Regions from separate parts of the Homo sapiens genome. Here all the other regions are linked to region 1. A link is a contact called in ENCODE Hi-C data. All regions are on one chromosome and are shown on one strand. Each heading gives the region's core, a stretch centred on a gene start or an enhancer-like site at or near the end of the contact. The rest is flanking DNA. Distances are from core to core; before and after follow the strand shown. Region 1 holds the start of PIK3CG (phosphatidylinositol-4,5-bisphosphate 3-kinase catalytic subunit gamma). Region 2 has its middle 54 kb from the start of SYPL1. Region 3 has its middle 22 kb from the start of SLC26A4.

The links. Hi-C counts contacts between places; a loop is a spot of excess contacts on that map. Pooled maps may share reads with other maps.
Region 2: a loop to region 1 is called in a map of OCI-LY7, with 4 times the contacts of the local background. The contact joins the enhancer-like site here to the promoter of PIK3CG in region 1. A Hi-C loop is called at or near these places in 1 of 168 maps with a recorded cell type or tissue (OCI-LY7), 7 of 37 single-sample maps with no recorded cell type and 6 of 50 pooled maps.
Region 3: a loop to region 1 is called in a map of B cell, with 29 times the contacts of the local background. The contact joins the enhancer-like site here to the promoter of PIK3CG in region 1. A Hi-C loop is called at or near these places in 1 of 168 maps with a recorded cell type or tissue (B cell), 6 of 37 single-sample maps with no recorded cell type and 4 of 50 pooled maps.

Annotation. Positions count from the first base shown.
Region 1 is chr7:106,863,967-106,866,639 of GRCh38, forward strand. It overlaps PIK3CG (phosphatidylinositol-4,5-bisphosphate 3-kinase catalytic subunit gamma), which reads left to right and starts at 1,316. Exons shown (of 11, transcript NM_001282426.2): 1 at 1,316-1,460. RefSeq lists an enhancer at 1,388-1,487.
Region 2 is chr7:106,056,728-106,059,400 of GRCh38, forward strand. No RefSeq gene overlaps it. Among named protein-coding and RNA genes, the nearest start is that of SYPL1, 54 kb to the right of the region's middle. RefSeq lists enhancers at 58-107, 618-667, 1,513-2,064, 1,748-1,907, 1,938-2,037 and a silencer at 2,378-2,497. Within about 2 kb of position 1,349, at least 17 of the 41 ENCODE cell types and tissues checked have a DNase peak (open chromatin) inside an H3K27ac peak, as active enhancers do; they include OCI-LY7, where a contact is called at or near this core.
Region 3 is chr7:107,637,394-107,640,066 of GRCh38, forward strand. No RefSeq gene overlaps it. Among named protein-coding and RNA genes, the nearest start is that of SLC26A4, 22 kb to the right of the region's middle. RefSeq lists an enhancer at 1,175-1,324. Within about 2 kb of position 1,363, at least 3 of the 41 ENCODE cell types and tissues checked have a DNase peak (open chromatin) inside an H3K27ac peak, as active enhancers do; they include B cell, where a contact is called at or near this core.

The DNA.
Region 1 (2,673 bases), core at 66-2,565:
GAAGCTGATAAGACCCCTCTAAATATTTGGGAGGCAGCCTTTGAATTAAATTATTTGCCTGCTGATGTCAACTATTAGAGTGCTATTTAAAAGTTAAAACCCAAGAGGCATATGTAAAAGGAAATAAGTCAAATCAATCATTTATCTCAATATCAGAGTAATTCAGAGGAACTCTTAATTACATACCTCCAAGAGACTTGTGAGGTCAACTCCATTCTATCTGCTGCCCTTGAAGCTCAGCTGGAGTCCCTCAACACCCCGATTGGAGGATGAACTCTAGCATAGGGAATTCTGAGATGGAGGGAGGGGGCGCTGGTTCAGGATGCTTGGAGGTTCTAGAAAGAACTGAGGTCACCTGGAAGATACAACGCTACTCTAAAAATGATTCAGGATGGCTTTTCTATGCATTCTCTACTCCCATAGGAATCAGGGGCCACCTCCCAGGATGGAATCTGCCTGATGCTGTAACAGTGTTCAGCTCCCCAATTTCCCCATGATAACAGGCAACCTCCTTCTGTTTTGTCTACAGTTAATTAATCAGTCATTGCTGACAGTAAGGCTCCATCCTCAACACAGGATATTTTCTGAAGCATTAATTTTTGTTTCAATAGTTGATCCTTGTTTGGAATATAATGTGTTACAATGTAGTGGTACTTAGTATTAAAATCAAAATACCTTTTTATTCATCTTTCAATTTTAATACTTTTAGCATTTCAACCATTATTTGAAGGGTTACTTACTGCAGTATGTCACATTTATATACACACATGCACATGCTGCAGTGCTTTCAGTTTGAGCCAGTGATATTTTAGGCCCCAAATGCTCTGAAAAAATAGAGAAAGCTCTCACCAAGCTAAGGAAGTGAGCTTGCAGACCATGCCTTTAAAAATTTTCAGCTTGATAACTTAGTCCTCAAGATGACTAGGTTTCTCTTCCCCCACCCCTCAGTTAGCATGTGCGAACAAGGATTCTTTTGAATTCCCAGGAGGGGAATGAGTTTAATTTGACTGGTAAAAGTCTTCCTAATAGGATACCTAATACTGTGGCTCTTAGAACTAGCTACAAAGATATTTCATATGTTTATGTCTCATAATGGGTAATTTTGGTTTGGATTTATGTCATTTTGTCTCAGTATCACAATTTTTGAAAAATTAGTTCAAAGAGAAAAAAAAAAGAAAAGAAAAACCATGGTAAACATTGCTCAGTCTCATACTCCTACCCTCTCTATGCTAAAACAGGAAATGCATTTCTGACACTTTTAAAATGAGCAATCACACGTATAATCAACTTGGTTAAAACTTCCTTCCTGGTAACTGCAACACTTCCTCTGCATCTGGATATGAAGGGAGCCCCAGAAAAGCGGAAGAATTTAGACGCACACTGGGTAGGTTTGAATTTGTTTTGTTTTCAAAAATTAAACAAATGATCCTTCAGCATCATCGCCTCCGCTGCTTTATCAGGTATTGCTTCCTTCTATTTTTTGCTCTTTGTGGGGTCTGACTCGGAATAGTGGCACTTCCTTCTCGGCTAGATTATCTGAAACTGTTGTCGGTTCTTGAGATGATACTACCACCGAATGTCTGTGTTTCATTGTCTAGTCCAACCTGTATTGTGGATATCTACAACGTTCCGGCAATAGTTTTGCAGGTGCATCACATTTTTGTTTTTGTTTTGGGAGGAAAAGGGAGGGCACGGCAGCCAGGCTTCATATTCCTACAAGTGCATGCTTCAAGATTACTGTACTTACAGTGTTTCCAACATCTTCTCATAAAAGGGGAAAGCTTCATAGCCTCAACCATGAAGGAAACCAGTGAGTATTAGTCAGCCTGTTTTCCTCTGCATCTTATAAGATCGTTTGGTATCACTGAGGCAGAAGTTATTGCTGTGTATTTATATGCTGCCTAAATTTGGACATGTTTTATTTCAAGTTAGTGTCAATATCAATGTATCTTACAGTTCTCTTCTTTGTTAGTTATTCTATAATGTAGCAAAAGACCAAAATGAATGTTTTAAGCCACAAGAGACAGTTCTTTGGGACAGTTGGTTTCACTTACTAAGTATAACTTCATATTTTAAGAGAGGGAATATTGGTTTTAAAAGTTAAGCCAAGATTTGAACATAAGTTTGGATCAAATGAAATTTGTCTTTCTTATCTTCTTATCAAGCTCTCCTTTTTGGTATACATCAAATGCTCCACTATTTCTTAAGGAAATAATGTAGTTTTAAGTCTAACATTAGTTATTTAAGAGAGTAAACGATATTTTCTGAAACATTAATTTTTTGTTTCAATAATTGATTCGTTTAGAATATAATGTATTACAATGTAGTGATACTAAACATTGAAAGCAAAATACCTAATCTTTCAGTGTTAATACCTTTCAAATTTCAATTATTATTTGAAGGATTTCCTATTGCAGTATGTCCTATTTATACATAAGTGCTTTGTGAAGGGTAGGTACTTACTGAATTTTGTGGAAAGAGTGAGTAGGTTAATGAGAATAAATTTGTGAATTTGTGTTACAAAAATGAAAATATTAGAGCAAAAAAGAAGTTAAATGATTGGGGGTCTTAACAGAAGGTCACTGGAGTCCAGAAATCCTGCCTTCCATCCTGTAGCTCCTCCATTATTAAGTAGAGACAGATCAAATGAATTTTAATTAATTAATTAAACAA
Region 2 (2,673 bases), core at 99-2,598, 810 kb before region 1:
GAGCTTACTACTACACCCTCTCATCTTCCTCAATCTCTCCTCAAAGCTGCCTCAAAATTTAAAAAATTCTTTTATATACTCATGTGATACTTTCTCGCTTTAGGCCAAGTGAAAATAAAGGCATCTTCATAAACATTTGCTTTTTTTCTTGGTTCATGATATGACTGTACAAACTGCACTTGTGTATACGGCTTTAAACCCAGACTTCAGGCAGGGGGAACAGTCAGTGCAAAGGCCCCCAAGGCAGGGACGTCAGGAGTCCATGTGGCTTGGTCAGAGTAAGAAGGTGGGAGAGTGGTAGGGAGTGAGGCTCATGGAGTGAGAGGTGGGCAGTGTGGACCTGAGCATGGGCCCCAGAGAAGGTGCAGTTTCAGGACAGAAGCACAAGGTGGCACCGTGACACTCCCCTCAGTCACTGTGGACCGCATGTGCGGTGGTAGAGAAGACACATCTTCTTATCCTCCAAAATGGCTCTGCCAGGGAATGAAAGTCCAGCCGACTCCAGCAAATTAGAAACTGTACTCTTAGGACTGGAAAAGCTTTCGAGACCTCTCAATCAGGGAGGTTTCCATGTGGGGTCCATGATGCCTATGCATGGACTCCAGGACCCAGGGGATCCCCTGAATTGCAGTGTGCTTTTCAGGAGAAACCTCCAACATTTTCACTCCAAGGGGTCTATGACCCAAAAAAGGTGAAGAACCTCTGACTACCACTGGTGCTCCCACCAAGGCCAGACTTGACAAGAACTTCCTCAGCAACAGGCAGCCCCGGCCAATTCCACATTATTACCAGGTGCCTGGAGACCTGTGAGTCCTTTGCTATCTCAGTGGAGGCACCCAGTAATGCTTGGAACCGCTGGGCCTGAGGACACTCGGGCTCTCCTTCCAGAAACTAGAGCTTTTGTGAGGGGCCAGCAAATTTGCATACGTGCACCCGTGCACACACGCACACACCCCTCTCTCCACTGTCTTTAGATTGAAGAAATCACATCTTCTGCACATGAACGTCCTGTTGGTTCTCAAAGGTGCCTGGATGTTTCTGTGATAAGTAAAATATGATTGCACAATGTGGTTACTGAATTTGCAGTCACTTTGATCATTATATAGTTTCTCACCCACTGGATGTTTTATAGAAGTCTAATATAGAATTGATCTAATTGAAGTTTAATATATATTCGACTCTATGTGTCCAATATAATGAATGGGGCAGGGAGTCTGTCAGATATTTTGAGCTAAATGAGAAACTTCATAATCAAAATGGTGGGAGCCACAGTCTGGTGAAAGGGAGGGGTCGTGAGTGATGTCTGATGGCCAACAGGTGAGCTGGGACGGCGCAGGGGGCGCGGTGGGGGCAGGACAGGAAGCTGCGTGGGCAGCAGGTGGAGGGTGTGAGCAGAAGTGAGACTGGAGCCTGTGGGGTTGCTCAAGTGGAACTGCAGAAGGAGATCAAGAATGAGGGAAGATGCAAATTTTTAATTCAGCATCTTCTAAAAAAAAGTCCCAGAAATGACTGTATTTGCTATTGGTGTTTTAAAATATCCATTAAATACCACATTTGCCAGCATCACTTCTCTTATCCCGGCTGCTCTAGCAGCCTGAATTCTGCCTTTTTCTTCCCTGAGAGCTGGGCTCAGGGAACCCGCGTATCGACCTCAGGGGGTCAGGCCTGCAGGTGGGTGGCTCCCCTGGGACTCTTTAAAACCAAACCCCGAGCAGAAAGGAGAGGCTGAGGTTTGGGGCTCCTTTAAAGGCCTCCTCTCAGCTTGTCTCCAGTTCACTGCCTAAGAATGTCCTCCAGACACAGGCTCTGAGGCCAGAGCTATTGAATATTTATCAAGGCCTCCTGGCAGACGTGGGAGACTGAGAACAGGAAAATCAGGCCCAGGCGGGCATCTGTGGAGCCTGCCTGGGTGCTAGCCAGATGCTGCAAGATTCAAGTTGCCCGTTGACTCTGCAGAGCCTGCCCCGCCCTGTCCTCCCTCCTCGGGGAGGCGTGCATGGGCCTGGCTGCTGTCAGGGTGTTTGCTTCTTGTCACCATCCTCCATACTGACTTCCATTGCAAGCCCTGCCCCACTGTGGCTCCATTGTCTGCAGTGGCCTGGGCTGACCAGCTCAGCCTGGAGCCCTGCCCTGGGACGATGCGGGCTAACACAGTGACACAAAGCCCTGCTTTGTGGCCCTGACAGGAGGATTTATCATTAGCTGTGAGATGGTCCCTGGCAGATCCTGGCATGTGGTGAGCAGACAGATCTGTGCTGATCACAGTATTTTGAGTACCCCCAGTTGAATACAGCATCTGGGGCCCTCAAATCTGCCACATGGATCTTATGGCTTCAGGCTCACTGGCACCTTTTGTGTTGGCCGAAGTACGGGTAGGGGGTAGATTAGGAGCACTAGCTTGTACCCAGTGACGTCTGGGGGCTGGTTTACAGGAAAGGCACCCTAAGGTTGTGCAGGCCCTGACATGTGGTCCTCCTGGCATCTGGGGACAGCATGTCAGGTTTGGGGTCTGCCCATCCTTGCCTTGGGCACAGGTCCCCAAACAACAGCAGCATCCCTGTGGGTGGGATATCTGACCAGCAGAAAATGGAAGTGAATATCTCTTTGATCTTGGAGTGAGGAAGAATTTCTTAAAAATAACACACCAAAAAATCACAAATCATAAAAAAGAAA
Region 3 (2,673 bases), core at 113-2,612, 770 kb after region 1:
AAAATAAATAAAATTTAAAAGCTCTTGGAACCCCAGAGAACACATTAAGTCTTGAGAGATGTGACTGTGATCTCAGCCATGGAGCATGGAGTTGTAATTTCTGCTCCTTAGATTATAGATTAACTCTCTTCTTCAGTGTTCTTCTTCTGTAAATTATGAGGAGAGACAAGAGACCAGACCTCCTTCTAATCACTGATCTTTGTGATAGATTAACTGCCTCCTTTTTTGTACCTGTATTAGTCTGTTTTCACCCATTATAAAGAATTGCCCAAGACTGGGTAATTTATAAAGAAAAGAGGTTTAATTGACTCACAGTTCCACATGGCTGGGGAGGCCTCAGGAAACTTATAATCATGGTAGAAGAGAAGCAGGCACATCTTACATGGTGGCAGACGAGAGAGAGAGAGAGAGAGAGAGTGTATGAAAGGGAAAGAGCCCCTTATAAAACCATCAGATCTCATGAGAACTCACTCACTATCACAAGAACATCATTGGGGAAACTGCCCCCATGATCCAATCACTTCCCACTAGTTTCCTCCCTTGATACATGGGGATTATGGGGATTATAATTCACTATGAGATTTGGGTGGGGACACAGAACCAAACCCTATCAGTACCTAACTCAGTTAAGGTAGCACTAATTACCTCCCAAATTTTATATCTTCAGTGTGGAATGTTAAATAGACCTTTCCTGAAAAGAAAAATATTACCTTGTCTAATTGGATTACTGTAACTATACATTCAGCCATATACAGAAAAATATTGAAATTCTGTTAAGCTTTCTAAACCTTATCTATGTTAAGTGACCTCAAACTTCTACACTTCAAAGTGCTGACTTCCATTCTTTGGAATCTGTCTCCCAGGCCATCTTCAAACTTTGTACTTGAATAAACTCTCTTCAAAATTCAAAATAAACTCTCTTCAAGTCAAACTAGATTCTGACGCTTATTTCAAGTTGACATTTTGGCAACCATGAAAGGACCTAAAGCAAGCCTCTGTTGATTCCCCACTGCATTGCCCACAGTTAGGATCCTGGTACCAGCATGAACAGTTTTCATTCACTTGGCTTCACTGGAGCCAGCAGAGGGTCTCCGGTGAAGACCCTCTCAGGTTTTGAATCTCCCTGATTTGGGTTGAGAATCAGACTTTACTCAAGTGACCCAATTCCACACTTGATGGAGCTGGAATTGAAGCTCTACTTTAAGGTAAGAGTTTTTGTCTGTTCTCTAGATATTCTTCTGTTCACAGATTTGTGGTTTTCACTTTTCTCTAAGGTTAAGTGTTATTTGTAACTGCTCATTAACATTTGTACAGCTTTTTCTCTCATTTGAATTTTGGTCAGGGAAAGAAAGTTTCTCTCTCTGAAAAGAGGAAGTGAATGTGGCTTAAGCAAAATTTGCATAAAAGAAAAAAACCTGGCTAAACTCTGAAGCTTGGTTCATTTGACATATCTAAAGTTGTTTTGTTTGTTTCTGAGTGACCAAAAAGAAAAACTTTCTATGAGGATGGCCAGGTGCGGTGGCTCATGCCTGTAAACCCAGCTCTTTTGGAGCCCTAGGCAGGCAGATCACTTGAGGCCAGGCATTCAAGAACAGCCTGGTCAACATGATGAAACTCTGTCTTTACCAAAAAATACAAAATATTAGCCGGGTGTGGTGACATGTGCCTGTAATCCCAGCTACTCAAGAGGCTGAGGCAGGAGAATCACTTGAATTTGGGAAACAGAGGTTGCAGTGAGCCAAGATCATACCATTGCACTCCAGCCTGGGTGACAAAGTGAGACTCCGCCAAAAAAAAAAAAAAAAAAAAGAAAGAAAGAAAGAAAGAAGGAAGGAAGGAAAAAAAAGAAAAGAAAAGAAAGAAAGAGAGAAAGAAAGAAAGAAGGAAAGAAAGAAAGAAAGAAAGAGAAAGAAAGAAAAAGAAAGAAAGAGAGAAAAGCTTTCTATGAGGATGAAGATAAGTACCAAAGATAAGGGACACTGTTTCTCCTGGCCAAAAGGCATCTTAGGCTAATAAGGTCTTGCGGGAGTGTCTGAACTCATTACTCTTAACATGCAATAGTACTGTAGGGAGTTCTCAAAGAAGAACACACAGGAAATCTTGCTTAACCTGGTGGGCACATATGAAGGGCTGATCTTCTAGTGCCTTAAGTGCCCAGGATTCCTGGCTTTCACCAAGACAGGGAAGAAGAGAGAAGTGATTCACTGGTGTCACCTCAAGGAATAATCCCCATTAAGCAACATACCAGATCAAAAACATCTTTCCCATTTCATCTTTGATCACTTAAAAAGAGAATCCAAATTATGGGCAATCATCCATCTAAAACTGAGTCTTCCTTTTTAAGGAGAGATCCACCTTTAGAAATTCCAGCTGGATTCCTGTATAATATTGTGGTGCAACCTCCAGTCAATATCTAGAAAAGTTGTCTTTCTTAACCCATGAAGACCCCAAACAACAATGACCAAAGTGGGCTATCTTTGAAATACCTAAATTAGCTTATTTATGTGCACAATTAGAAAAAGCTATTTCTAAAATTAAAGAAAATAATTGGGAGAGTTACTTCTAACAGTACTTAGAAGCATCTGAAAAGCGCTCTGACAAAGTTCTTCCTCTACAGGAAGAAAATTAAAAGCCCTCTAAAACCATTTCTAAATTAAAAAAAAAAAAAACTGC